2 separate regions of the Homo sapiens genome follow, and region 1 is linked to region 2. The links are chromatin loops, found by intact Hi-C in ENCODE. Cell type or tissue: heart left ventricle. All regions are shown on one strand. Each heading gives the region's core, and the rest is flanking DNA. Links, peaks and the distances in the headings are about the cores only.

What was found. Hi-C counts contacts between places; a loop is a spot of excess contacts. Peaks named below come from ENCODE experiments on the same cell type or tissue, not always from the same donor. Only the 100,000 strongest peaks of a DNase experiment are listed, where the experiment ranks them.
Region 1: a loop joins it to region 2, with 4 times the contacts of the local background. A loop is called at or near these places in 7 of 110 quality-filtered maps.

Annotation. Positions count from the first base shown.
Region 1 is chr17:74,235,496-74,251,561 of GRCh38, forward strand. TTYH2 (tweety family member 2) reads left to right here. Exons shown (of 14, transcript NM_032646.6): 4 at 1,799-2,019; 5 at 7,879-7,974; 6 at 8,482-8,554; 7 at 13,516-13,585; 8 at 13,849-13,904; 9 at 14,441-14,533; 10 at 14,770-14,862. Among named protein-coding and RNA genes, the nearest start is that of TTYH2, 30 kb to the left of the region's middle. RefSeq lists an enhancer at 9,387-10,281. In heart left ventricle, for the core only: no CTCF peak of the experiment used is centred there; DNase peaks (open chromatin) are centred at 6,117 and 8,036; H3K27ac peaks cover 334 bases.
Region 2 is chr17:74,290,173-74,304,010 of GRCh38, forward strand. It overlaps DNAI2 (dynein axonemal intermediate chain 2), which reads left to right. Exons shown (of 14, transcript NM_023036.6): 6 at 848-961; 7 at 9,546-9,685; 8 at 10,874-10,996. Among named protein-coding and RNA genes, the nearest start is that of DNAI2, 23 kb to the left of the region's middle. RefSeq lists a silencer at 6,389-6,623. In heart left ventricle, for the core only: a CTCF peak has its summit at 6,611 (motif pointing left); a DNase peak (open chromatin) is centred at 6,589; H3K27ac peaks cover 1,669 bases.

The DNA of each region.
Region 1 (16,066 bases), core at 4,580-12,579, 53 kb before region 2:
GCACCCTGGGTCTGGGCTGTGGGAAAGTCCCGCTAACCAGTACGAGCCCTGCCTGTGCTCTTCAAAAGCCAGCTAGGGTTGACCACTTGGACCATTAGAAATGGATGCACATGGCCGGGCGTGGTGGCTCATGCTTGCAATCCCAGCATTTTGGGAGGCCGAGGTGGGTGGATCACTTGAGGCCAGGAGCTCGAGAGACCAGCCTGGCCAACATGGTGAAACTGTCTCCACTAAAAATACAAAAATTAGCCGGGCATGGTGGTGCACACCTGTAGTCCTAGCTACTTGGGAGGGAGGCTGAGGCAGGAGAATCACTTGAACCCGGGAGGCGGAGGTTGCAGTGAGCCAAGATTGCACCACTGCACTCCAGCCTGGGTGACACAGAGCGAGACTCCATCTCAAAAAAAAAAAAAAAACAAAAAAGAGAAAGAAAGAAATGGATGAACGGGCTACTCTGGCACACTGCCTAGAGGGTAGCCCTGCTCTGCAAGGAGCAGTACCTTTAAATATAAATAAATAAATAATGTTTTTAACTGGATGGCCAGCCGTCAACTTTCTATTTCTGTCTTGCATTGGCAGATGTTTCCTTCAGGGTCCACTCAACCCCAGGCCCTTAGGGCTCAGCCAAGGGACAGGAGCCTGTCTGCCCACCCAGCAGGACACACATCCAGGGGAGGATGTGAATACAAGGAGAAGGCGCCGGTTTCCTCCTCCTGCCTCATGTCCAGGCTCCTCAGAGACAGGATCGCAGCTGTTTTTGTTTTTGCAAAGTCCCATTGTCCTGCCTTCACTCAGCGTTCAGGACCCGGTGTGCTGCGGCTAGTGCCACAACAAAGCTTTTCTCTTATAGAACAATTAGAAATCCTATTGTGGGGATACAAGGTCAAGGTAGCAACATAGAGTCTGTTTCTCTAAAAGAGAATTTGTAAGCCAAAGTGCTGAAAGTTTTAAGAGAATCTTCAAAGAATAATGGATTATTTTGTTGGTTTCTCCATCTGGGTGTCTCTGTATATAGTAAGGTATAGTAATGAATGCATACGTTTATTCCAGCCCTTTACAGCAGGGGCCACGTGGTGGGCACACAGGATAGCCTCCTTAGTAGAGAGCAACAGAGGCTCCAGAGGGCAGGGATGTGCCCACACTCCCAGCGCCAGAGGCTAGACCTGGCCTCAGCCTGCAACACATAATGGTGTGCTCCTTTGGCGCCAGCATTCTCTCTCTCGGAGCCCAGATCCTGTTTAAGGCCAGGTCAGGGACTGCCCCCTGGTTTGAGGGACATGAGGACTGGGTGGGTAGTGGCGGCCTCTGTCTTCAGTCCTTCCTCCAGGGGCACAGGCTCGAGATCTTCAGGCCTGGGGCAGCATGGTGTGTTCATTCATGCCTAAGCAGGCCAGGCCAGCTTTTTTTTTTTTTTTTTCGACACAGAGTATCACTCTTGTCGCCCAGGCTGGAGTGCAATGGTGCGATCTTGACTCATTGCAGACTCCGCCTCCCGGGTCCAAGTGATTGTCCTGCCTCAACCTCCCAAGTAGCTAGGACTATAGGTACATGCCACCACACCTGGCTAATTTTTATATATTTTTTTGTAGAGACAGGGTCTCACTGTGTTGCCCAGGCTGGTCTCAAACTCCTGGGTTCAAGCAATCCGCCTGCCTCAGCCTCCCGAAGTGCTGGGATGACAGGCATGAGCGTAATTATCGCACCTGGCCAGGCCACCTTCTGCTGCCTGCAAAGACCTCTTCCGGGATGAGAATCAGAAGCTCTACCTCCATGGCTTTTGCCCCCTGCTCCTCCCTAGGTTTCCGGAACTACCCAGAAGATGAAGGTGGACCTAGAGCAGCACCTGGCCCGGCTCAGTGAGATCTTTGCTGCCCGGGGCGATTACCTGCAGACCCTGAAGTTCATACAGCAGATGGCGGGCAGCGTTGTTGTTCAGCTCTCAGGACTGCCCGTGTGGAGGGAGGTCACCATGGAGCTGACCAAGCTATCCGACCAGACTGGCTACGTGGAGTACTACAGGTGAAGGACCGGTGGGAGGCAGAGGGAGGGGCAGCAGCGGCTACATCAGCTTTGTTTATCCAAACCTGCATGTTGAGCTCCAGGTGGAGAAGGGCCACTGGAAAGTATTTTTTTTTTGTTTTGTTTTTTTAAGACAGAGTCTTGCTCTGTTGCCCAGGCTGGAGTGAAGTGGCACGATCTCAGCTCACTACAATCTCTACCTCCGGGGTTCAAGAGATTCTCTTGCCTCAGCCTCCCTCCCAAGTAGCTGGGACTACAGGTGTGTGCCGCCACGCCAGACTAATTTTTGTATTTTTAGTAGAGACAGAGTTTCACCATGTTGGCCAGGCTAGTCTCTCGAGCTCCTGGCCTCAAGTGATCCACTGGCCTCAGCCTCCCAAAGTGCTGGGATTACAGGCGTGAGCCACCATGCCCAGCCCACCAGAAAGTCTTGATAAGCCATTGGCCAAAATCAGGAGAACATGGGGGCTTACAGGGGCCACGTGGTGAGCATGCAGGATAGCCTCCTTAATAGATAGGCAGCAGAGGCTACAGAGGACAGGGATGTGCTCACACTCCCCGCGCCAAAGGCTGGACCTGGCCTCAGCCTCCCGCACACGGTGGGGTGCTTCTCTGGGACTAGCATTCTTCGTGGCTGGTGCAGGGTGGAAACGCCACATGCTTCATAGGTTCCTCGCCTGCCAGAGTTCATGGGACAGGATTTCTTGTATCCACAGACACAGCCACAGGGTTATGGGGGGTTGAGGAGATGAGCACCCGGCTAAGGGTGCTAAGAAGTTGCCATCAGGGGAGGCTCTGACCTACAAGTCATTGTGCTCCCAGGGCCTGGGCCTAAGCGTGGAGGAGGCACAAGGGAGGAATGAGGCTGTGTCCCCAGACTCACTTTTTTTTTCTTTCTTTTTAAGACAGTATCTCACTCTGTCACCCAGGCTGGAGTGCAGTGGTGTGATCATGGCTCATTGTAGCCTTGAACTCCTGGGCTCAAGTGATCCTCCCGCCTCAGCCTCCTGAGTAGCTGGGACTACAGGCATACAACCACACCTGGCTAGTTTAAAAAAATTTTTTTTTGCAGCTGGGACTGGTGGCTCACACCTATAATCCCAGCACTTTGGGAGGCCAAGGCAGGCAGATCGCCTGAGGTCGGGAGTCCGAGACCAGCCTGACCAACATGGAGAAACCCTGTCTCTACTAAAAAATACAAAATTAGCTGGGCGTGGTGGCGCATGCCTGTAATCCCAGCTACTTGGGAGGCTGAGGCAGCAGAATTGCTTGAACCCAGGAGGTGGAGGTTGCAGTGAGCCAAGATCATGCCATCACACTCCAGCCTCAGCAACAAGAGGGAAACTCCATCTCAAAAAAAAAAAAAAAATTTTTTTTTAGAAATAGGGGTCTTGCTTTGTTGCCCAGGCTGGTCTCAAACTCCTGGCCTCAAGCAATCCTCCCACCTCAGCCTCCCAAAGTCCAAGGATTACAGACATGAGCCACCATGCCCAGACCAGCCTCACTTATGTAGAACCTGAGTGATGGGGACTGAGGGGCACCACCCTCACTTAGGTGTACAAACTCATGCCCGTGTCATCTGACCTCTGGGGCTTTGTTTACATCTCCCCTGCCTCCCCATTTGCCAAATCCCAGCCTAGCCAGAGGCACTGGACACAATCGGCGGAGCAGGGACCTGCTGCCCCTCTCCAGGTGCAGGGTCCAGCGAAGTTTGCTCCGTGGAAAGCACAGGAAGGAGGCAGCAGCCCCAGCCTTTGGAGGGCTCCCGGCTGAATGATGGCCTGGGCTTGTGCTCCCAGGGCCCGGGCCTAGCATGGAGGAGGCACGTGGGGAGGGGAAGCATGAGTCAGGAGGAGCGAGTGTCAGTTCTTTGGATCCCTCCCCGCACCCTCCATTTGTTGGCTCCTCTTCAAGCCATTGATGAACGTCAGAGCCTTTAGCTCAGGGTTGCACAACTTACTTCTGTTTTCTGGATTTGTGTCCCCTTGTGTCATAAAGCCCCACTCCAGGAGGTCACTGCTGGACTGAGTCCAGGGGCCTCTCCCCTTCCCAAAAATAGGAGGTGGCAGGTCCCTGAGCAGAGGGAGCTCATGAAGTCCCCAGCTCTGGGGGTCCTCCCCACACCTTGCCTCCCCAGCCCGTCCAGTCCCTGCATCTCCGCCATGTCCTGGATGCTCTGGATTGAAGGGACCTTGGCCCCACTCCCCAGCAGATGGATGCTCATGGGCAAAAGAGCCTCCCTCCCAAGGGACAGAAGGAAACTGCCAGCTCTAAGGACTGTCTGTGACCTCCTGTGGCCCCAAAACAGGGGTGTCTGATGATTCTCCTGATGCATGGGCCATTCATTGCCTGAGCCTTCGAAATCTTATGTCAGGCAGGGGCAGGACCCATTTTAACGTCACTCTTCTCTGAGCACACCTAGCAGAGGACTGTGTATGTTTAAGGGCCTCATGTGGGCATTTTGTTAATGACACTGATGGAATTAAGTCAGAATTTACATATCAAAGGCGGCTTATTGTTAAGGCGATGGTATTAAAATAGTGGAAGGATGGTGTCAACTGCACATCAGCTATTTCAGCGTGGGTGATTGACAGGACCCCCTGTGAGTCCATCCCCAACTCCCCACTGCTTATTCGGGTTGAGGCAGAAGAGGTTTGGCTCATGCTGTAATCCCAGCACTTTGGGAGGCTGAGGTGGGTGGATCACCTGAGGCCAGTAATTCGAGACCAGCCTGGGCAACATGGAGAAACCTCATCTCTACTAAAAATACAAAAATTAGCTGGACGTGGTGGCGCACGCCTGTAGTCCCAGCTACTTGGGAGGCTGAGGCAGGAAAATTGCTTGAACCCAGGAAGCGGAGGCTGCAGTGAGCCGAGATTGCGCCACTGCACTCCAGTCAGGGCAATAGAGTGAGACTCTGTCTCAAAAAAAAAAAAAAAGCAGAGGTCTAGTCCAAGGTTGGCACCTATGGCGCCTGAACATCAGTGATATTCTACCCCTTCTCCTGTCTTTGCTTCCATCTGTGGCTTCTCCTCTCACCTGAGCTGCTCTGCAAAAAAAGCCCTCCCCTGAAGGGCCCCTGTCTTTGCTTTTGGGATAGTCCTTGAGCATAACCATGCAGCAAAGCAGATATTTCCTAGCATTTTTATACAAGGCGGGGCGAAGTATTGGAGGAGATAAAAAGCCAAGGGGCTCCTCTCTTTGAGAGGCTACGGTTGAGGGAAGAGGGAGCCGGGGTGGGAGTGGCTCTGGCAGGCAGAGCCGAGTTCTTGGTTAGGAATACATCCCCCAGTCCTCGCCCAGCTCCTCTGGGAAAACACATCCGCCTAGAGGAGATGTTTCCAGGAACCCCTGACAACATGAGGCGTGGAGGCAGGGAAAATACATTGAATCACAGCCACAGAGAGTGGGTTAGAAGCACCCCTAACTGGATTTCCTGCTGCTCTGCAGAGCGGAGGCGAGTGGTGAGAAGAAATCTTTAAGTTTGAAACATGAACTGGGTATTTCGAGAGGTGCCCTGTAGCTGGCTGTGTCCCTTGCAGGAAGCTTGATGTAGACAATGTGGAATTTCTGGGCCAGGCTCTCCCCACCAGGGGCCTTGGCTTTCTAATCTGTACTAATCTGTAGAATGGGATCCAGCTCACACCTATGATCCCAGCACTTTGGGAGGCTGAGGCAGGAGGATCTCTTGAGTCCAGGAGTTTGAGACCAGCCTGGACAACATAGACAGACCCGGTATTTATAATACGTGTGTGTGTGTGTGTGTGTGTGTGTGTGTGTGTGCGTGTAAAAATAAGAATGTGATCCAAACACTAGATGGTTTGCGAGGTTCCTTCCAGCTCTGAGCTAAGTCTAAGGAAACTGGCTTCTTGGTGGCAGCAGGCTCTGCCCACTCCCCAAAGCCCCCGGCTCCATTCCGGGGAACCCCAGAGACCTAGTGTGTGCTGCCCCCTGCTCGTGCAGAGACAAGGACTTTGATTAGTCCCCTTCTTTTGGCAGTAAGCCTCAATTCGGGGAGTCAGAAAGAACCTCCCTTGGCTGCCAGGCCTCCAGCTTGCTCCCTCCCCTCTCTCCCTCGGAGCCTCTTTGCCACTTTCTGCCAGCTCCAGGGCACTCCCTGCCCACGCTCCAAACTCCGTCTTCCCCTTTATGATGTCAGTGAAGCAGAAAACCATTGCTGGAGAGGAGAGGTCAGCGACTTTACTTGGCTCTTGCAGCAAGAGAAATAATGATCCAAATACTTCCCTCTTTGGGGACGGGGAAGCCCCTGTCTCTGTGCCCGCCCCTCCTCTGTCCACTCTCCCGCTGGTGCCCAGCACAGGGTAAAGGGCATGGCTGCCAGGGGAGACCACTGGGCCTTGTGAGGACCACCTTGGGGACCTGTGTGGAAGGGAAAGGAACGAGGGCACTTTGTTTGGGGTCTTCTCAGTGTCCGTTGGCTTAAGATACTTTGATTCTTCAGCCTGTTCTCTGGAGAAGCAGGAGGGCAGGGCCTTTGAAGTCCTTGGCTGCCTTGCCCCATCAACCTTTATATTTAGCAAGCACTTAATCCTTCCTCTGGCCCTGTGAGATGAGGGGTTCCAGCTCCCTCTACAGATATGGAAACCAAGGTCTCAAGGGGTGAAGTGGCTTACCAAGGTCTCCCAGCTGGGGTGTGACTGCCTTTCCCCATCAGTCCAGCCCTGGGGACAAAAAGGCCAGAGGAATGAAGGGCTTGGAGGAGGCTGGAGGTCTGCAGGGCTGTAGGTACCCTGACCTGGACTCCCGGGTTCCACACTGAGCCCTCTGATGGTCAGAAACGAGCCCACTCACCTGGGTATCCCTGGTGCCAAGCTCAGTGCCTGGCACAAATGTTGTTTAAAAATGAACCTGAAGTTTTTTGTTGTTGTTGTTTTTGAGATGGAGTCTCACTCTGTGGCCCAGGCTGGAGTGCAATGGCGCCATCTCAGCTCACTGCAACCTCTGCCTCCTGGTTTCAAGTGATTCTCCTGCATCAGCCTCCCGAGTAGCTGGGACTACAGGTGCCCGCCACCACACCTGGCTAATTTTTGTATATTTTGTAGAGATGAGGTTTCACCACGTTGGCCAGGCTGGTCTCGAACTCCTGGCCTCAAGTGATCTGCCCGTCTTGGCCTCCCAAAGTGCTGGGATTACAGGCGTGAGCCACTGCGCCTGTCCTGAACCTAAAAGTCTTAAGTTATGGATCCCATCCAGCAAGGGGGCAAGATGGGAGGCCTTGGGGAGCCAGGCTGAGTGTTTGTCAAAGAGGCAGGCACCTTAGGGGCTGTGTTAGATCTGTGGCTATAAACATCAGGCCTTGGCTGGTCTGATGCTGTCTGAGAGTTCTAGAAGCAAAGGGAAGCAGGGTCCTAGGCGATGCCTGCTGGGAGGCCGCAGAAAGACACTTCAGAGCTGTGCTGTCCAGGGTGGTAGCCCCAGCCATGTGTGGCTATTGAAATTAATTAAAATTAAGTAAAGTTTAAAATGTATTTCTTCAGTTGCACAAGCCATATTTCAAGTTCTCGGTAGCCACCTGTGGGTAGTGGCAAAGAAGAGAGTGGACAGCAGGGATTTAGAACAGCTCCTCCACTGGGGAAAGTTCTAGTGCACAGTGCTGGTTTTGACACTCAGCCTAGAGGTGAAGGCAGGGGGTGTGAATTGACAGCTTTGTCCAGGCAGCAGTGGGGGTGCAGCTCCCGAGGCTTCAGCCCACGCATGCTGGGTGCTTGCTGGCTCTGGGCAGCATGTCCATAGTAGAGGGTCCAGTGTGTCCCAGGGCTGCCGTGCAGGCCTCTCACGTGGCCAGCAGGTCAGAAGTTCCACCCTGCTGCTCCTGACCATCCCTGCCCCTCTACCCAGGTGGCTCTCCTACCTCCTGCTCTTTATCCTGGACCTGGTCATCTGCCTCATTGCCTGCCTGGGACTGGCCAAGCGCTCCAAGTGTCTCCTGGCCTCGTGAGTATCCCTACCCGTGGACCTGGGACAAAGAGCTGGGCAGGATGCCATCATCAGAGAGAGACGAGGGCCTGGCCAGCTCCAGAGTGTGGGGAAAATAGCCAGGCTGCCTGAGGCCACCTTCTGCCCCGTCCTCAGCACTCAGCAGAGGAGACAGACAGCAGCCACCAACTCACCATCTGGTCACCAAACGAGCAAGCATTAGGCTTTCCTCCTTCTCTGGGCCTGACTCTGTTGAGCAGCTAAGAAACATGGGTCCGTGCATGAAAGCCTCTGGCCGTCTTAGCCAACACTGCCCCCTTAGCCTGTGCTCTCACGCCTGGGTCTCTTTAGCCTCAAGGACCTGGGCTCCATGGTCCTTTCCTAGTAGTGAGCAGGGCCCACGTCAGGGCAGGGACTGAGGCTGCCTTTGGATCCATTGCAAGGGTCTGGGGGCAGGGTGGGTGGGGTGATGGCTGAGAGGAAGGGGACCCCGCCTGCCAACGTTGTCGCCTGCCTCTCTCCTAGGATGCTGTGCTGTGGGGCACTGAGCCTGCTCCTCAGTTGGGCATCCCTGGCCGCTGATGGCTCTGCGGCAGTGGTGAGTTGGGGGAGGGAGTGGGTGGTGGGTGGTGGTTGGTCTGCCAGGACACTCTGGTGTGTCTCCAAGCAGGGCCAGCTTCCGGTCCCAGCTCCTAACCTAGAATCCCAGAATCTCAGAACCAAAGGGACTTGCGTCATCTGAACCGGCCCCTCTCGTTACAGATGGGGAAACAGGCCCAGAGAAAGGAAGGGGACTGCCCAGGGTCAGAGCCAGGATAAGACACTCATGCTTCATACCCAGAGAGAAGCCCCCGGCTGCCCAGGCATGCTTAGGCTTACACGTGCTTAGGCTTAGGCGTGCCTGGGTGACCAGGGCGCTTCTCTCTGGGTGTGAAGAACTGACCGGGTCTCCTGAGAATGGGTAGGGGTCCAAGCCTCAGACTGGGGAATCCCTCCCGCATCAGAAGCTGCTGCTTTGCCAGCTCCCCAGGCCCTGGGACTGTAGAATGTGGTGTCTGACTTGCCTTCCATCCCAATGTCCCAGGACTCCCGCGGTCTGAAGCACACATGCTGTATGTTTCTGGATGTGATGTCTCAAAATGGCTTAAAAAAAAAAAGTTGGGGGCTTCCTATGCGGGTCCACATGATCTTTAAAGGACCTAACACTGGCGCTAAGCTGTGTGCATGAGGCTGTTCATTCACTCAGCTGACATTGTTTGCTGGGTGGCACTCGATGGTACAAGTTGCCTGGGGTTGCGGAAGCCAAGAGGACGTGATGTTTGCTGTTGACAAAGTTCCAGCCTTTGGAAGCAAGACTCATAGGCAGATCACTGCAACCCCAGGCTTTGATACAGTGGAGGTGCAGTGTGTGTGTGTGTGTGTGTGTGTGTGTTTGTGTGTGTGTGTTCATGCACATGCACGTGATAGAAGAGAACACAGTTTACCAGGGGAATTCAAGGAACCCCTCACTGATTCAAAGTCCACAGACTAACCCTGGGACATGCATCTGTTCTGCCATAGTGACCTGAGGCTTGATAGGATAAGATGGGGGTGGCTTGTACAAGAAGCTCCCTAACCACACTCACACCTCGTCCAGTGACTTGGGGGCTGGCCACTAGCTCTGGGCGTGGACACAATGCCCTCAGGGACTCTGGCACTGCCTGACTTAGCACCTTAGGCAGAGGCTTGTGCAGAAGGGAGAAGAGGGGGCATTTTCTGTCTTTGCCTCCTGCCACCCCAGTGCAGTGACCACGGACCAAGGAATGGTCGAGAAAAGGCCCAAGTCATGTTTGAAAGCATGCAGGAGCTGGGACGGCTGTAAACAGTGCCACTGCTGGCCAGGGTGATGCAGGCAGCTGCCTGGCCTCCAGCCTCTCCTCTGGGGCCAGGGCCACGCACAGGGAAGCTGCAGGGAGCACACGGCGAACTCCTCCAGGGCCCCATCCCGCTTTCTGGGCAGCCTCTGCCTTCTGGAGGCAGCGGTGGCTTCCAGCTTGCCGCTGTGAGCTGCCCTGTGGTGGCCGCCCCTCCCAGTGGGGGCTCCTCCCTCTCACCAGGCTTCAGTGTTCACGAAAACCAGAGGCCATTTAATCTCCCAGCTGGGCGCCCTGGAATGCGGGGAGCTGGGGAGAAAGGCCATTTCCCTAATTCCTCTAGTCAGGCCCCTGAGTGCGAGATGGGGAGCAGGCGGTGGAGCTGAATGGGCTTTTGACGGGCTGGAGATGCTGCTGCATTTTAATAGGAAGCCGGGTGAGGAGGAGCCAGGAGGGCGGGGAGGGCGGCCGGCTGTCCCGGGGTTGTTGTGGAGAGCTTTTGTGTGGCCTCCCAATGCCACCCTGCTCTCTGAGGCCTGTTTTGACAGCCATGGGGCCAGAGGATTGACAAGGCCTCCCTTCCCCACCCCCGACCCCTACCCCTCCCTGTCCCTAGAAAGGACTCCATGAGGACAGAGCACTGCCCTGGAGATCTGCTCTGGGTGAGGCAGGGAGAGGAGGGAGCAGCGGAGCTCCAAGCTTCCAGGCCCTGGGGCCACCCCTCGTGGTCAGCACTGCGAGTCAGGAGGTGTCTGGGGTGAGGGGCTAGAGCAGGCAGAGAGGCTGGGAAGCCCTGGAAGAAGGAAGGGGAAGGAAATGGGTTCAGCTGTGAGGGAGGAGGCAATGGCTGTCACAAGTGCTTTGGCCACCGAGCCTGGGGACAGAGAACTTCAGGGGATTCCTCCAGCTAAGGGGCAGCCAGGCCTGCCCCTGAGTCAGAGGGTGGGAGTGTGGCCTCTGCAGCCACCCTGTCTGGGCCCACATCCTCCCTTCACCCCTTCCCAGCAGTGGAAACCCAGGAAAGTTCCTGAGGTTTTCTGTGCCTCAGCTTCCTCCTAGGTGAACACAGAGAATAACAGGACTTACCTCAAAGGGCTGTTGCTAGGGAAAGATGAGTGGGTTCATCCTGGGAGGCACACAGAAAATGTCCAATAAACAGTGGCCACCACTGGCTTCCTGTGCATTCATCGTCATCATGCTAGGGTCACGGGGGTCCCTTCAGACCCACACCTCCATTCTCAGGAGCTGCCTGCAGGCTCAGCCATCACCTGGGCTGGTTACTGGGCAGCCTCTCCCACCTGCCCCAACTATGCTCAGTGACCTCCTTCCTGTCCCCTCTCCTGCCATCCCTATCACCATGGCATGAGTAATGCACACGTGTATTAGTCCATTTTCACACTGCTGATAAAGACATACCCAAGACTGGGCAATTTACAAAAGAAAGAGGTTTGATTGGACTCACAGTTCCACATGGCTGAGGAAGCCCCACAATCATGGTGGAAGGCAAGGAGGAGCAAGTCACGTCTTACATGGATGGCAGCAGGCAAAGAGAGAGGACGTATGCAGGGAAACTCCTGTTTTTAAAACCATCAGATCTGCCAGGTGTGGTGGCTCACACCTGTAATCCCAGCACTTTGGGAGGCTGAGGCAGGGGGATCACCTGAGGTCAGGAGTTCAAAACCAGCCTGACCAACATGCCAGAACCCCATCTCTAGTAAAAATACAAAATTAGCCAGGCATAGTGGTGCATTCCTATAATCTCAGCTACTCGGGAGACTGAGGCAGGAGGATTGCTTGAACCCGGGAGGTGGACGTTGCAGTGAGCCAAGATCACGCCACTGCACTCCAGCCTGGGCGACAGAGTGAGACTCTGTCTCAAAAAAAAAAAAAAAAAAAAATCAGGTCTTGTGAGACTTATTCATTATCAAAAGAACAGCGTGAGAAAGACTTGCCCCCGTGACTCAGTTACCTCCCACCAGGTCCCTCCCATAACATGTGGGAATTCAAGATGAGATCTGGGTGGACCATTTCGACATGCACACACACAAGGGCATCACACACATACATGCACACGCACACAGGTGCTTGTCTTCATTAATAGGAGAGTTGACTCCTCACTGAGTCCCACACCCCAAACCATCCTATGCACCTATCCCAGGAGATGGAGGCTCCAGGGTGGCCAAGGGGTGTGAAGAGCAGGCCTGGCCTGGGAGGGGAAGGAGGAGAGAGGCAGGAGGAAGACCATGTCACTGTGGAGCCTTGGACTGGAGCCTCCTGTCCCTCTCCTTTCTTGGTTCCCAAACTTCTTGGGGGTGACCCAAACTGAGATGGTGGCCTCGCTCTTTATTTCCCCAAGGCTTCCCCATCCTCCACTTGGGCCTGGCTGCACTCTCTGTCACTCCAGCCAGGGGGTGGGGGCACACCACCAGGCCTGCTGGCGCCGCAGCTCTGATAGGTAATAATAGGCCAGGTTGATGTATTATGAATGCTGGTGGTTTGTGTATAAAGCATTTCTCCCAGGGTCTTAAGTGCGTGCGTGCGTGCGTGCATGCGTGTGTGTGTGTGTGCGCGTGCGTGCATGTGGGGCTCTCGGGAAGCTCTGTATCTGGAGGGGTGTGTTATTCCGCACCCTCGCTATACACACATTTTCTAGACCGTAAGTGCTGTGATGCACTAACCTCTAGGTGCTAGAACCCTGCACGGCACTGAGTAAGTACTCCATAAATGTCTATCAACTTAGCAAGTTAGTGAGTGATGCTCTATTGTGGACCCCTGAGGCAGTGGCTCCTGAAGGAGGACGGGGCCACCGGCAGAGCAGGGCACTCAGAGGGGTCCCCTGCCCGGGGAGCATGTGCCAGAGGAGGGGGACATCCCTAAGGAACAGGCCAGAGGACCTGAGCTCTCCCTGGCTGCTCTGGAAGGCGGAGGCCCCCCAGTTTATCCAGTCCCTAGAGCACCCCAGGCCAGATCTGGGGTGCGCCTGGCTTGGAGGCCATGTCCTTGCTGCCGCCTCTCCTGGGGCCTGCGTCTGCTCCCACCCTGCCGCATGGGCCTTAGCAATCACTTAGCCAGGCCGTGCTGTGGGGCCAGGTCCTCCAGCTCATAAGTGGCAGCCGCCTCTCAGCTCCATGCCCTTCCCACCCCATGTCTTGGCAGGTGAGCACCTGCACCCAAGGCTCACAGATGCTTCAGCACCAACCTCATTCTTTAGAAAGAGTTTGGGGGAGGCTTCATAGATTGAACACCCGTCCCTGTAGCACTTGATCATAGCAAGACAAAATGTAAAACAGCAGATGAGGCCATGGTGTAACGAACTCCCACACACACAGCCTGCAGCTGCCCTGGGGCCCAGGATGCTGGCCCCCAAAGGTCTGTCCCAGAAGAGGCATTCGGGAATAAGAGTAACAGCATGCGCTCTGCCCCAGTCACTTTTCTGAGCACTTTACTTGCATTGGGTGAATAGCATTATCATCTCCATGTCACAGATGAGGCAACCGGGGCACAGGAAGAATAAGTAACTTGTCCAAGGCAACAGAGCTAGGAAGGGGCAGAGCCAGGTTTGAACCCAGGAGGCTGGCTCCAGACTGTCCTTTGCCACCTGGGAGGGAGCTCAAGGGGCTGGGGTGATGGGCTCCCGGCTCCTCCCAGGGCCCCGCTGTCCTGATACCTGATTTTCCTCCACCCCGTCCCTCTCTCCCTCACTCAGGCCACCAGTGACTTCTGTGTGGCTCCTGACACCTTCATCCTGAACGTCACGGAGGGCCAGATCAGCACAGGTAACTACACACTCTCAGGCTGCTGCTGTGGATGCATAGGTGGCCGGACTCTGTGCCCCTACTTACCTCTTTCAGCCCTGTAGCCATCCAACCCCTCCTCAACCCTGAACTTCAAGTCCAGCTCATGCTCTAGGCCATTTCCTAGAAAGTGCCTCCCTTGGGAGCTCAGGGACGGGGAGGGAGGTCTGGCTTGGCCACCAAGGATGATAGAGATCTCATCTGGTCATTTGTGAGCTGCCTAACGTTATGCCGTTGCCCTGCAGAGGTGACTCGCTACTACCTGTATTGCAGCCAGAGTGGAAGCAGCCCCTTCCAGCAGGTATGGCCCCCCGAGGCCTGCCCTCACCCTGCCCACAGCCGCTCCCCCTTGACCCTAAGCCTCACCACTGACCAAGATGGCGGAGGTGGCAGGGCCTTGCTTGCCTCACTGTGGTCCTCTCCTTAGCTGCTTCTGTGAGGGGGGCGTGCTTTTGGTCGTGGGTTCTAGATTGGTGGTTAACACATATGCAGCTCAATGCGGGAGCTAGTTCCCATGCAGATGCTGTCCAGGAGCTCTGGGGTGGGGCCGAGATTCTGTACTACTCACAAGCTCCCAGGTGAGGCCAGGGCTGCTGGTCCAAAGACCACATCTGAGCTGCAAGCAGGGAGAAGACTGTGCAGCTCTCAAGAAGCCAGAGGAGTAGGGGGAGACTTCCTGCAAGTGGAGGGGCCTGTGCAGCTGCAGCCAGGTGGGGGGGTGGGAGGGGCAGGAGCATAGGCCCCTCAGCCACTGTGGGGCTCCTGGGAGACGGAGCCTCACTGTGGGGCTCCTGGGAGACGGAGCCTCACTGTGGGGCTGTGTCTTTCCTGGCTCAGACCCTGACCACCTTCCAGCGCGCACTTACCACCATGCAGATCCAGGTCGCGGGGCTGCTGCAGTTTGCCGTGCCCCTCTTCTCCACTGCAGAGGTAAGGCAGCTGTGCAGGAAGAGGGGAGCCCCAGATGAACCCTGACAGCCCTTTCCCCTGCCCCGGCCCCAGGGCCAGGCTGTGCACAGCTTGCTGCTGGCTCTCTGTTCTCCCGCCCCCGTGACTCGGCTCCCTCCCTTGGCTCTAGAGGCCCCTGAGCACAGCTGCTGTGGTGGTTTTCTCCGCCAGCTCTCCTCCACAGCCCCTCGGCCTCTCTCGCTCTCTTCCCGCTTCAGGAAGACCTGCTTGCAATCCAGCTCCTGCTGAACTCCTCAGAGTCCAGCCTTCACCAGCTGACCGCCATGGTGGACTGCCGAGGGCTGCACAAGGTGCATGGGGACCCTGGGGTCACGTGGAGAGTGTGAGGGCACCCAGCAGGCCACACCTTCCAGAGAAAAGCCGGTAGAGGCCGAGGGGAGCGATGGCCTGGGTCCCCTTCCGGCCCAGGAATGGAACTGAAGCCAGATAATGGGAAGGGAGGGGGTGCCTGGCTTCTCCAGGGGCTGAGACAGGGAGACTCAGTACAAGGGACCAGGGGTTCGGGATGGGAGGGTTGGATGCGGTTGGCTCTGGGTCACTGGGGGACCCTGAACAATGCAAGGGAGGCTGTTCCCCATTGTCCAGACTCCTAGCCATTTCCTCAACACATCTGTCTCCCTGGGTTGCAAGTGGATGTCCCAATCCCATTGCCAGAGTCTTCTTTCCAGGAACTTGGAATATCAGACAGACACAATGATGCAGGGAACACATGGGGAGCACGTGAGAGCCCCCCACCCAAAAGCAGTGAGCCAGTGTATGGCGACAGCTTTCACATCCCAGATGGATTTAGTGCAGACAGTCTTTGTCATCATCACAGCTGTCAGCTCCATGCTTGGCCCTGTTCTGTGCATTTTATATCCAGTATGTCATTCAGTTCTCACAGTTATACTGTGAACCACACGTTATTTCCTAGGAAATTGACTTGCTTGTGCGTGTGTATGGATAGATCCATAGATACAGCTATGTGTGTGTGCACGTGCGTGTGTCTGTGTGTGTGTGCGTGTGTGTGCACTTGTGGTGTATATGTCTGTGCGTGTGTGGTGTGTTTCTGCGGTTGTGTGGGTGCACATATGTGATGTGTGTATGTATGTGTGTGGTATGTGCATGCTTGTGCGCATGTGTGCTGTGCATGCGTGTGTGTGGTGCATGTGTATGTGCCTGTATGTGTGTGTGGGGTGTGTGGTGTGTGCGTGTGTGTGGTGTGTGCATGTCTGTGATGTGTGTGGTGTGTGTGCATGTGTGTTGTGTGCACATGTGTGCACATGTATGTGGTGTGTGTGGTGCATGTGTGTGTGCATGTGGGGGGTGCATGTGTGTGGGGGGTGTGTGTGCGTGTATTTATAAAGTGGCTTACTGAAGAGTCCCGAGTTGGCACATCAGGGGCTTGGGTTTAGATCCTGGTAGTCTGACCTCAGAGCTAAGAACATGGCAGTCACCCCTGTCTCCTCTCTTCTTCCCCTTCTACATCTAATCCCCAGCAAGTCTTGGCAGCTC
Region 2 (13,838 bases), core at 2,805-10,804:
GTGCTTGATGGTGGGTGCCTGTAATCCCAGCTACTTGGGAGACTGAAGCAGGAGAATCGCTTGAACCCAGGAGTCAGAGGTTGCAGTGAGCCGAGATCATGCCACTGCACTCCATCCTGGGCAACAGAGTGAGACTCTATCTCAACAGCAACAACAAGACAGAGTGCCCAGCAGACTGAGAAGGGACTCAAGGGGCGGCGGAATGGAACTTGTGCCTTTGTCCCATCTGTCCTGACACTTGCCTTTAATTCATGGCCTGCAGGGGCAGCGTGTCCATTTATTAGCACAAACCATTGTCTACAGAAGGGCTGGCAAGACACAGGCAGGGACAGGGTGGTGGTGGCTTCACGCTCTCCAGCTTCCCTTCGTTGTCAGCATTATTAAAATAAACATGTAGGTGCCAGGCAGAGAGCTAACGCCCGACATTCCAACAGCTCAGCGAGTTCTGGCAGCAGCCCTATGGGGTGGACTCCGTCATTATCTGCAGTCCACAGACCTGGTTGGAAGAAACCGGCAGAGAGTTGACTTTGTGTAAAAACTTTAGTATCAAAACCTCGTTTCACACCAAACCTAGGAACTGGACTAGAAATATAATTATCACACACATACGCACACCCCAATCCTGTTCACCAAAAATAAAAACCATCAGCAAAGCCCCTAGGGTCAAGAATGCCAGATTCTGGCCAAGGTGGACCAGGGGGTGCAGGCTGGGGAAAGACTGGAGGGGCTTCCAGGCTTCCCCCTCTGCCACCATGCCCCCGCTACCCACCCGCAGAAGGGGTGAAACTGGTTGATCCTGTCCTTTTCTTTCCGGGCCTGGTGGGGATAATTTTTTTGTGCTTTATAGAAAACCCCAACAAGCCTGAACTTGCTCTGAAGCCATCGTCTCCACTCGTGACGTTGGAGTTCAACCCCAAAGATTCCCACGTACTCCTGGGTGGCTGCTACAATGGACAGATAGGTAAGGAGGGACCTAGGCTTTTTTATTTTTATTTTTATTTTTTTTAGATGGAATTTTGCTCTTGTTTCCCAGGCTGGAGTGTAGTGGTGCAATTTTGGCTCACTGCAACCTCCGCCTCCTGGGTTCAAGTGATTCTCCTGCCTCAGCCTCCCGAGTCGCTGAGATTACAGGCACCCACCACCACACCTGGCTAATTTTTTTGTTATTTTTAGTAGAGACAGGGTTTCACCATGTTGGCCAGGCTGGTCTCGCACTCCTGACCTCAGGTGATTCACCCACCTGGGCCTCCCAAAGTGCTGGGATTACAGGTGTGGGCCACCACACCTGGCCGGGACCCAGATTCATAGTCAGAGCCAATCCTGCTGCTATAGGGCAGAGCCCACATGGCAGCCTGGGCTCGGCCACAGAAGACTAAGTGGGGTGAGGGCCTCCCATAGCTGACCAACTGCAGACACGGGTGAGGCAGGTTTGGCTGACACCTCAGCAGTGTCTCCTGTTACTACTGTAAGTCTAAAATTAGCTCAAAATAAACAGTTTTAAAAAACTATAGTTCAAGTAAAATCAGAGAATATTTGACTAGGGGCCGCCATAAAGGGATGATGAGAGCGTTGGGGAGCCCTATTTTGGGAGAGGTTTCTGGGAAACCTACATGCTAACGGATATGGGTAATACTGGCCTTATAGAATGAGTTGGGAAGTATTCCCTTCTGGAAGTTTGTGAAGAATTGATATTAATTTTTTTTTTTTTTGAGATGGAGTCTCGCTCTGTCGCCCAGGCCGGAGTGCAGTGGTGCAGTCTCAGCTCACTGCAGCCTCCACCTCTCGGATTCAAGTGATTCTCCTGCCTCAGCCTCCTGAGTAGCTGGGACTACAGGCTCATGCCACCACGCCTGGCTAATTTTGTCTTTTTTCAGTAGAGTTAGGGTTTCACTATGTTGGCCAGACTTGTCTCAAATTCCTGACCTCAAGTGATCCTCCCTCCTTGGCCTTCCAAAGTACTGGGATTACTGGCGTGAGCCACCATGCCTGGCCGCTATTAATTCTTGAAATGTTTGGTAGAACTCATCAGTGAAGCCATCTGGTCCCTGGCTTTTCTTTATTGGAAGCTTAAAAGTTACAATTCAGTCTGTTTATTTGTTATAGATCCTCTTCACATTTTCTGTTTCTTCTTTAATTGCTTTTGGTAGTTTCTGTCTTTCTAGGAACTTTTCCATTTCATCAAGTTGTCTAGTTTGTTGACATTTAATTGTTCACAGTATTCCCTTATAATCATTTTCTTTTTCTTTTTTTTTTTTTTTTTTTGAGACAGAGTTTTACTCTGTTGCCCAGGCTGGAGTGCAGTGGTGTAATCACTGCTCATTGCAGCCTCGACCTCCTGGGCCCGAGCAATTCTTCCACCCCAGCCTCCCGAGTAGCTGAGCCTACAGGCATGTGCCACCACACTCGGCTAATTTTTGTAGTTTTTTTAGTCACAAGGTTTCATCATGCTGCCCAGGCTGGTCTTAAACTCCTGGGCTCAAGGGATCCGCCTGCCTTGGCTGGCCTCCCAAAGTGCTGGGATGAACCACCACACCTGGCCTGATTTCAGTCTTTTAAAATTTATTGAGACTTGTTTTATGGCCTAGCATATTGTCTATCCTGGAGAATGTTCCATGAGCACTTGAGAAGACTATATTCTGCTTATTGTCCGGTGTAGTTTTCCTTTTTTTTTTTTTGGGACGGAGTCTTGCTCTTTCGCCCAGGCTGGAGTGCAGTGGCGCGATCTTGGCCCACTGCAAGCTCTGCCTCCTGGGTTCACGCCATTCTCCTGCCTCAGCCTTCCGAGTAGCTGGGACTACAGGTGCCTGCCACCACGCTGGGCTAATTTTTTGTATTTTTTTTTAGTAGAGACGGGGTTTCACCGTGTTAGCCAGGATGGTCTCGATCTCCTGACCTCGTGATCCGCCCGCCTCGGCCTCCCAAAGTGCTGGGATAACAGGCGTGAGCCACCGCACCTGGCCTGTCCAGTGGAGTTTTCTATAGTTGTCTGGGAGGTCTTGTCTATAGTGTTGGTCAAGACTTCTATTTCCTTGTTGATCTTTCACGTAGTAATTATGTCTATTATTGAAAGTAGGATACTGATGTCTGCCATTATTATTGTTGAATTGTCTATTTCTCCTTCAATTTTGTCAGGTTTTGCTTCCTGTATGTTAAGGCTATGTTATTAGGTACATGCACATGCTTATAATTGTTAAGTTTTCCTAGTGAATTAACCCTTTTATCAGTATATGATGTCTTCATTTGTCTCTAGTAGCATTTTTCATCTCAAAGTCTGTCTTTGAGATAAGCACTCCAGCCCTCTTTGGTTACCATTTGCATGGTATATCTTTCCCCATCCTTTTACTTTTAACCTGTTTGCCTCTTTGAATCTAAAGTATGTCTTGTAGCCAGGTGTGGTGACACGCACCTGTAATCCCAGCTACTTGGGAGGCTAAGGCACGAGAATCGCTTGAACCTGGGAAGCTGAGATTGCAGTGAGTCGAGATCATGCCACTGAACTCCAGCCTGGGTGACAGAGCGAGACTCCATCTCAAAAAAATAAAAATAAAATAAAAAAATAAAGTATGTCTCTTGTAGATTACATGTAGCTGGCATACAAGTGAATCATAGTTTTGTTTTGTTTTGTTTTTGAGACAGAGTCTTACTCTGTCACCCAGGCTGGAGTGCAGTGGCGTGATCTCGGCTCACTGCAACCTCCGCCTCCTGGGTTCAAGCGATTCTCCTGCCTCAGCCTCCCGAGTAGCTGGGATTACAGGTGCATGCCACCACGCCCAGCTAATTTTTGTAGTTTTGGAGAGATGAGGTTTTACCATGTTGGCCAGGCTGATCTCGAACTCCTGGCCTCAAGCGATATGCCCACCTCGGCCTCCCAAAGTGCTGGGATTACAGGCATGAGCCACCACGCCCAGCTTGGATCGTGGTTTTTTCCTTTTAATCTATTCTATCTATCTCTGGTTTTAAGTGGAGAGTTTAATCTATTTACATTAATTTAATTACTGATAAAGTTTACATCTGCCATTTTGCTTTTTTTTCCTATATGTCTTACATCTTTTTGTTCTTTCTCCATAACTGCCTTCTTTTGTGCCACGTATTTTCTAGTGTACCATTTTAATTCCCTTATCATTTCTTTTTTTTTTTTCTTTTCTTTTTTTTTTAGAGACAAGGTCTCACTCTGTCACCCAAGCTGGAGCGCAGTGCTGTGATCATAGCTCACTGCAGCCTCAAACTCCTGGGCTCAAGCAATCCTCCCACCTCAGCCTCCTGAGTGGTTGGGACAACAGGTGCACGTCACCACACTCAGCTACTTTTTTATTTTTTAATTTTTGTAGAGATAGGGTCTTGCTATGTTGCCCAGGCTGGTCTTGAACTCCTGGCCTCAGGCAATTCTCCCACCTTGGCCTCCCAAAGTGCTGGGATTTCAGGCGTGAGCCACCACACTCAACTTAAGCTATTGATCTTATTGATGATCCTGTGTATGTGATGAGTCATTTTTCTCTTGCTGCTTTCAAGAGTCTCTGTCTTCAGCTTTGATTATGATGTTTCTAGGTATGGATATCTTTGAGTTTATCCCACTTGGAATTCATTGAGTTTCTTGGATGTGTAGATTATTTTTTTAAAAATCAAATATGGAATATTTACAACCATTATTTATTCAAATATTCTTTCCTACCCTTTCTCTCTCTCCTCTCCTTCTGTGACTTCCATTATGTGTATGTTGGCATGCTTGATGGTGTCCCATAGGTCTTTAGACTCTGTTTTTCTTTGTTCTCTTTTCTTTCTATTCCTCAGACTACATAATCTCAATTGACCCATCTTCACGTTCAGTGATTCTTCTGCCTGCTCAAATATGCCATCCTGTAGCTTCTCTGCTATATTTTTATTTTGGTTAATGACTCCAGAATTTCTATTTTGTTCTTTCTTTTAAAAATAATTTCTGTCTCATTTGGATGTGGTGGCTCGTGCCTGGAAACCTAGCACTTTGGGAGGCTGAGGTGGGTGGATTACCTGAACTCAGGAGTTCAAGACCAGCATGGGCAACATGGTCAAACCCCATCTCTACTTAAAAAAAAAAAAAAAAAAATCAGCCAGGTGAGGTGGAGTGCACCTGCAATCTCAGCTACTTGGGAGGCTGAGGCAAGAGAATTGCTTGAACCCAGGAGGCAGAGGTTGCAGTAAGTTGAGATTGTGCCACTGCACTCCAGGCTGGGCAACAAAGCGAAACTCTGTCTTCAAAAATAATAATGATAATGATTTTTGTCTATTTGTATCTTTTATTTGGTGAGAGATCATCTCATGCTTTTCTTTAGTTCTTTTGATGTGACTTCCTTTAGTTCTTTGAACATGTTTAGCATAGCTGATGTGAGGCCTTTGTCTAGTTAGTCCAATATCTGGGCTTCTTGGGGACAATCTCTATTTATTGCTTTTTTATTCCTGTGTTTGGGCCATACATTTGTATTTCTTGGCATGTCTTATAATTTTTTTTTTATTAAAAACTATACTTTTTGTATGATTTAATGTGGCAACTTTGCAAATCAGATTGACATACCTCCCAGAGTTTGTGTTGTTGCTGTTTGTTGTAGTTGTTCTTTGTTTCATTAATACATTTTCTTAGCTAGTTCTGGAAAGTCTGTATTCCCTGTCACGTGTGACCACTTATAGTCTCTGCTTAGCTTAGTGATTAGTTAATGATTGAACAAAGATTTCCTTAAGCATTTGTCACCAAAAAATCTCCCCTTCTCTGCTAAGGGGCTCTGTGTGCGTGTGTGAGCATGCCTTTACACTCAGCCAGGCAGTTGTCAACTCTGCCTTAGTGTCTGTGCAGAGATGAGGTCAGCCAGAGAGTTTAGGGCTTTATCGGTTTTCCTGAGCATGACACAGCTCTGGGCGTGCACACAGCTCTATCCATGCTTGTGACCTTCTAGACTCCCAGGAATATGTCAGATCTTTTCAAAGCCCTGTGGACACATCATGCTTCAGCTTTTCCTTTTACTTATTTACTTTTGTTGTTTAAATGTAATAGAAGTTGAGCACAGTGGCTCACGTCTGTAATCCTAACACTTTGAGAAGCTGAGGCGGGAGGATCGCCTGCATTCAGGAGTTTGAAACTAGCCTGTGCAGCATAGTGAGATCTTGCCTTTAAAGAGAGAGAGAGAGAGAGAGAGGAGAGAGAGAGAGGAGAGAGAGAGGAAGGGGGAAGGAGGGAGGGAGGGAGAGAGAGAGAGAGAGAGAAAGAAAGAAAATAGGGACAGGGTCTTGCTATGTTGACCAGGTTGGTTGTGAACTCCTGGCCTCAAGCAGTCCTGCCTCAGCCTCCCAAAGTACAGGCGTGAGCCACTGTACTCGGCCCAGCTTTTCCTTTTAAGCTTTTCGGTAGGTCTATTCCTTTCCCCACCTGTTATCCACTGCCTCAGGAAGCTGCAAAGTTAGTCAGTTGCCTGCAATTACACCCTGATGAAAAGACTTTTCACACCAGGCAAAGGCTGAACCAAGTCAATTACAGCCAACCTTGCAAGAGGAGCCTTATCAGGGAACCACCAGACCGGTCAGATAATGACAGTTCTTTGGGCATGAGACTTGAAAGGAGCTCCAGCCTCATTCTGCTCCCTCTTGTGGCGCCAGGCTGCTGTTTTTCATCAGGAGTGCAGAATGTGAATTTTCAAGGCCACCACGGAACTGCAGAGTGTGCGATCTTAACTAGGGCAAGTGAAAATGCCACTGTTCTTACCAAGATTCTGCTGTTTTTCTTGAATAAACATTCTCCCGACTGCCCTAAGCCTCTGGCTAATTTCCAGAGTTCTGAAAAAGTTGATTCTGACCATTTTTGCCAGTTTTCTCACTGCTATTATGGAGGAGAGAATTTTTGGAGGTCCTTACTTCACGGATTTTGCTGATGGCACACCTGGAAAACTGATTTTTGTTTGTTTGTTTCTTTGAGACAGAGTCTCGCTGTGTCACCTAGGCTGGAGTGCAATGTCACGATCTTGGCTCACTGCAAGCTCCGCCTCCCAGGTTCATGCCATTCTCCTGCCTCAGCCTCCCGAGTAGCTGGGACTACAGGTGCCCGCCACCACGCCCAGCTAATGTTTTGTATTTTTTTTTTTTAGTAGAGACGGGGTTTCACTGTGTTAGCCAGGATGGTCTTGATCTCTTGACCTCGTGATCTGCCTGCCTCGGCCTCCCAAAGTGCTGGGATTACAGGCATGAGCCACCGTGCCCAGACTTTTTTTTTTTTTTTTTGAGACAGGGTCTTGCTCTGTCACCCAGGCTGGAGTACAGTGGTGTGATCTCAGCTCACTGCCACCTCCGCCTCCTGGGTTCAAGCGATCCTCCTGCCTCAGCCTCCCCAGAGGCTGGTGCATGCCACCACGCCTGGCTAATTTTTGTATTTTTAATAGAAACAGAGTTTTGTCATGTTGGCCAGGCTGTTCTCAAACTCCTGGCCTCAAGTGATCCACCCACCTTGACCTCCCAAAGTGCTGGGATTACAGGCGTGAGCCACCAAGCCCAGCCCAAACTGCTTTTTTTTTTTTTTAATCTCCAGTGAGATCAGAAGTCACCTGCCTGGGTTGGCTCTGAATGTCCCTACCTGCTCTGTTCCCCTGAACCTGGAGTCGCCAGACACCCAACCCATGACTACACCCAGGCCAGTCTTGACCCTGGGCGTAAAAAGCATTCCCCACTCCTCTCTGCTCTGTATGTTCTTATACTTTTGCTGCTTCTTCGGGAGTGGGAGCCAGGATGGCTGAGAAACTCCTCCTCTGAAGCTGTCTGTAGTCAGCTGCTTCCTAAGGCCCCGATCTCCCTCTCAGACCTGCTGCCTCCTGCCCAGGGGAGCTTTCAGATTATGGAATAGACCCGGGCTCCCATAAACGTCCCTGCCAAACTATCTGGGTGCCAGAGCTCTAAAAGACTGAGGCAGAGCCACTTTGCCATGATTAATTCAAGAGCCTTGACTCAGTCATTATTCATAACCTCTTTCAGTGGTTTTTCATGCCAGCTCATACCAGCCCAGACTCTGGTGCTCCGCTGCTCCAAGAAGGGCCCCTCTAGGGCCATGTGGGACCCAGTGGGACCTACTCTTGAGCACTGCTTTGCCAAAGTAGAACAGGCTTATCTTTTATTTTTATTTATTTTTATTTTTTGTTTTGTTTTTGAGACAGCCTTGCTTTGTTGCCCAGGCTGGAGTGCAATGGCATGATCTCAGCTCACTGCAACATCTGCCTCCCAGGTGCGAGTGATTCTCATGCCTCAGCCTCCTGAGAAGCTGGGATTACAGGTGCCTGCCACCACGCCCAGCTAATTTTTTTGTGTTTTTAGTAAAGATGGGGTTTCATCATGTTGGCCAGGCTGGTCTTGAACTCCTGACCACAAGTGATCCACCTGCCTCAGCCTCCCAAAGTGCTGGGATTACAGGTGTGAGCCACCAGGCCTGGCCTATTTTTATTTTTTGAGACAGGGTCTTGCTCTGTCACCCAGGCTGGGGTGTAGTGGCACGATCATGGCTCACTGCAGCCTCAACCTCCCAGGCTCAAGCAATTCTCCCACCTCAGCCTCCCGAGTAGCAGGCAGCCTCCCGAGTAACAGCCTCCCGAGTAGCATGTGCCACCATGCCCAGCTAGGTTTTAAATTTTTTGTAGAGACGGGGTCTCACTATGTTGCCCAAGCTGCTCTTGGATTCCTGGGCTCAAGCAATCCTTTTGCCTCGGCCTCCTAATGCGCTAGGATTACAAGCATGAGCCACTGTGCTTGGCTGAGCAGGCGTATCTAAGAAAACATATTTCTGGGCCAGCTGAGTTCAGGGAAAATGCCTTGAACTTGGAGAAATACTAAGTCAAAGCTTACGAGCTAAGTACTTTTGTTATTTTACAAAACGGCCTTTCCTAGAAACAGCTCTGAGTGACAGGGTGAGCCCTCATTGTGCATTCATGGGAAAATGGAAACGAAATCTAACAGGACAAAGGACAGATAACCTTTCCATCTTTCTTGGCAAAGCACTAATAACAGATCACAGTAAAGGCTAAAGCTCCTCTGTGAGTTTCTTTCCAACAGAGGCAGCAGAGGTACAAAGGATAAGAGGAAATGGGCTAATGTAGCAGAGAGATTCACCTAAATGGAGTCTTTCCACGTGCTTTTCCCTACGTTAGGGACTCGGCTCTCCTCTCGCCTGGCTCCCTCCATCCTGAGGCTCATCTTCCATCTCAGCTACCTGTCACTTCCTCCAGGAGGCCTTCCCTGACCACCCTCATGTGTTCCCCTGCCACTATGCCTGTCCTATCCCCAGAGGCTTGCCCAGGGCCAAGTGTTGGGTAGGGAGTCAATGCCTGGGAGGGGCTCAAGGAACTGAATGAAGCTTGCACTCTGGGAGTCTCTCCAGAGAGTCTGTAGAGGCTGGTAGGAAACTCAGGCTGATTTGAACCAAGCCCTGATTCTAGAAAACCACATACCTGCCAAACCAGAAGCAGCAGCCCCCTCTCTCCCCTGCTCCCTGCCCTAAGGAAGGAAGCCTGTGCCCCCTTCCACTCCTTCTTCATCTCCTTCCTCACCAGCCTGCTGGGACACCCGAAAGGGCAGCCTGGTGGCGGAGCTATCCACCATTGAGTCCAGCCACCGAGACCCTGTGTATGGCACCATCTGGCTGCAGTCGAAGACGGGCACCGAGTGCTTCTCAGCTTCCACGGATGGGCAGGTACCCACCAGCCAGACACTGGAGAGAGGAGGGAAGGGAGGGGCAGTAACTGTTCCCTGGTTCCCCATCAGAACCCCTGGGGACATTTCCTTTAACACATTTTATTTTGAGATGGAGTTTCACTCTTGTTGCCCAGGCTGGAGTGCAATGGCACGATCTTGGTTCACTGCAACCTCTGCCTCCCGGGTTCAAGCAATTCTCCTGCCTCAGCCTCCCAAGTAGCTGGGATTACAGGCGCCTGCCACTATGCCTGGTTAATTTTTTATTTTTAGTAGAGATGGTGCTTCACTATGTTGGCCAGGCTGGTCTCGAACTCTGACCTCAGGTGATCCACCCGCCTTGGCCTCCCAAAGTGGTGGGATTACAGGCATGAGCCACTGCGCCCAGCCTAACACTTTATTTTTAAGTTGAGTAGTGATAATACATGCCCACGGAACAGAATCTAAAGGGTGCAAAAAAGAAAATGCCTTCCTCTCACCTCTGCCTGCACCTCCTCCCCTCCCTCCCTCTCTTATGTCTGCCTTCAGAGCTAGTCTCTGCGTATGCAAGGAAACACACCTCTCTCTTCTTTACTCTTTCTTTTTGCACACTTCACACACTATTCTGTACTCGATGTTTTCCATTGTGTGTACCTTGGAGATAGTTTCATATTTCATACACCGCTGCCCCATGCCTATTAATAACTGCATCATGTGGGTGTACCATAATTTATATATGGATTCTAATATTTTGTTGCTACCCCCCAAAAAATACAGCAAAGAGCATCTTTATACACAGATTGTTGCACACATGCGGGGATATATCTACAGCAGACATTGCTGGCAGTGGGACTTCTAGGTCGGAGCACACATGCATTTTTAACATTGCCGGATATTGCCTTATTGTGGGGAGTCTTGGCATATACCGATTCTTGGCCTTGCACCTGGAGGTTTTGATTCAGTAGGTCGAGGGCGAGGCCTCAGCATCTGGGTTGTATGAAGCTTGCCGGCGACTCTGATGATCAGCCAGGTGTGGGAACTGTGGACAGAACAGCAATCCTCAAAGTGTATTTGCTCCCACGAATTGCCGGGAGCTCCATCCTTTGTGGCCCAGTGGCTGACCCCAGGACGGTGGGGTGAGGGCGGAGAAGGCAAAAGCCAGGGGAAATACAGGGCCTCGAAGTCTCACTGTCGCCCCTCCTCCCACCAGGTCATGTGGTGGGACATCCGAAAGATGAGCGAGCCCACTGAAGTTGTGATCTTGGACATCACCAAGAAGGAACAGTTGGAAAATGCCTTGGGGGCCATCTCCCTGGAGTTCGAATCTACTTTGGTGAGTGTCCCTTGCTGTCCCTTCCCCGACTTGCATTGACAGGGCAGCCAGGGCTAAAGACAGGCCATTGCTAGGATATCAGGTGCTCGTGGAACCCAGCACCAGCCCAGGGAGGCCACCCTCACTGCAGCCATCCTAGACGTGTGTGGCCTTTACAACAACTTTCCAGCAGGGGGCAGCAGAGCTTCTCGAAGAAGGACACCATAGTCATCATGGCACCAAGTCATCTTTTGGCCAGTGGCCCAGCTGAACACAGAGGGCAATCTTTTGACAGAACAATTCCAGAAAAGCCCTGTTTTGTGGGGAAGGTCACGCCCAGGACCAACATCGGGAGGCCTGGACTCCAACCCAGGTCCTGGCCCTGCCTGGCACGGGGTCCCTAGGCTGGTCACCTGCCTTCCTCTGGGGAAGGAAGAGGTACTGGAGAGGAAAATGAGGTCAAAGCAGGCTCCTTGGAAAACCAGAGCACAAGCATGGTCTCGGTGTTCAGTCACTGAGAATGACAAAGAAATATCAAAGTTCAGGTCGGGCAGGGTGGCTCACGCCTGTAATCCCAGCACTTTGGGAGGCCAAGAATTTAAGACCAGCCTGGGTACATAATGAGACCCCCCCCACCGCCCGCCCAGTCTTTACCAAGAAAGAAAGAAAGAAAGAGAGGGAGAGAGAGGGAAAGAAAAGGAAAGAAGGAAGGAAAGAAGGAAGGAAGGAAGGAAGGAAGGAAGGAAGGAAGGAAGGAAGGAAAGAAGGAAGGAAGGAAGGAAGGAAGGAAGGAAGGAAGGAAGGAAGGAAGGAAGGAAAGAAGGAAGGAAGGAAGGAAGGAAGGAAGGAAGGAAGGAAGGAAGGAAAGAAGGAAGGAAAGAAGGAAGGAAGGAAGGAAGGAAGGAAGGAAGGAAGGAAGGAAAGAAGGAAGGAAGGAAGGAAGGAAGGAAGGAAGGAAGGAAGGAAGGAAGGAAAGAAAAAGAAGAAAAATATCAATGTGAGGCAAGGCGCCGTGGCTCACACCTGTAATCCCAGCACTTTGGGAGGCTGAGGTGGCAGGATCACTTGAGCCCAGCAGTTCAAGACCAGCCTGGACAACATAGCAAGACACTGTCCCTACATAAGAAAAGAAAAAAAGGGCCAGGCACGGTGGCTCACACCTGTAATCCCAGCACTTTGGGAGGCCAAGGCGGGCGGATCACCTGAGGTTGGGAGTTCGAGGCCAGCCTGACCAATATGGAGAAACCCCATCTCTACTAAAAATACAAAATTAGCTGGGCGTGGAGGCGCACGCCTGTAATCCCAGCTACTCGGGAGGCTGAGGCAGGAGAATTGCTTGAACCTGGGAGGCGGGGGTTGCGGTGAGCCAAGATCGCATCATTGCACTCCAGCCTGGACGACAAGAGCGAAACTCCATCTCAAAAAAAAAACAAAGAAAAGAAAAACAGGAAATATCAGTTTGAGCATAGTGCAAATGTGTTAGAGGAGGGAAGCTTCCTAGAAGCAGTAAAGGAAGACTTCCTCGCTAGAGTAAGAAGACAACTTTCCCTTGTTGTTGGCTTTTGGTTTGGGCTGAGTCTTGGTTTACGTCTTAGTGCAGCCCAGGCCTGGTTCCCCCTTGGGGGTGTCACTTGTTTGCTTCGGGGTCATGGGCCATCATTCCTAGGGCTTTGGGAGGCCCTGGCCTCGAACATACCTGGGCAACCCTAGCTCAAGGCTGAGAGATGAATGTTGATGGAAGGAGGAGACAATTCCACTGACCCCCTCCCCAGAGGACAAGGCACTGGGCAGGGAGGTTGGGGTGGCGAGGGCTCAGGAAAACATTCTGTCCCAGAGGCAAGGCTTTCTAGGCCAAGTGCTAGACATGCAGCCACATCACTACTAGGGCCATCTCCTCCATGCCTGGCCCTTGCAGGGTGCACACTGTGTGTTGGACACTTGTGGCTGCCTGATTTAATAAGCTTGTGCAGTCGCCTACAACCATCTCGTGGGGTAATGTTATTATCCGTACTTGCCAGACACACACGATGAGTCTTCATGAGATTAGGTTGTGAGTCCTAGTACCTGGTAAAGCTGGGACTCAAACCCAGGGCTCCAACTCTGAGGCCCAGAGTGTCCACCTGCAGCCCACCATGAAGTCTGAGGCTAGAGGCACGATGGGCCACTCAGATCTGGGTGGCCTTTCTCTCTGGCTCACTGACGGGCGGCGTGCAGTCGGCTTGAATACTTTCTTCTCTGGACCTCTCAAGCTTGGTCTTTCCACTTGCCCTTGACGCCCAACTTGAAGCCCAGGTTTTTGTTTTGTTTTGTTGAGACATCGTTTTGCTCTGTTGCCCATGCTGGAGTGCAGTTGTGTAATCTCAGCTTACTGCAACATCCACCTCCTGGGCTCAAGCCTCAGCCTCTTGAGCAGCTGGGACCACAGGCACATGCCACCAAGCCAGGCTGATTTTTTTTTTTTTTTTGAGACAGAGTCTCACTCTTGCCCAGGCTGGAGTGCAGTGACATGATCTTGGCTCGCTGCAACCTCTGCCTCCCAGGTTCAAGTGATTCTCGTGCCTCAACCACCACACCTGGCCATGTTCTGGGTATTTTCTAGAGATTTTATATTTATCATTTTAGTAATTTTCTGGTAGAAGAAAACTGCATAATAAAACAATATGTTTTTTAAAAAAATAAAAATAAAAAAGCTGGGGGGCCAGGTGCAGTGGCTCAGGTCTGTAATCCCAGCACTTTGGGAAGCCGATGTGTGCAGATCACTTGAGCTTAGGAGTTTGAGACCAGTCTGGACAACATAGGGAGACTCCATCTCTACAAAAATACAAAAATTAGCTGACCCTGGTGGTGTGTGCTTGTGGTCCCT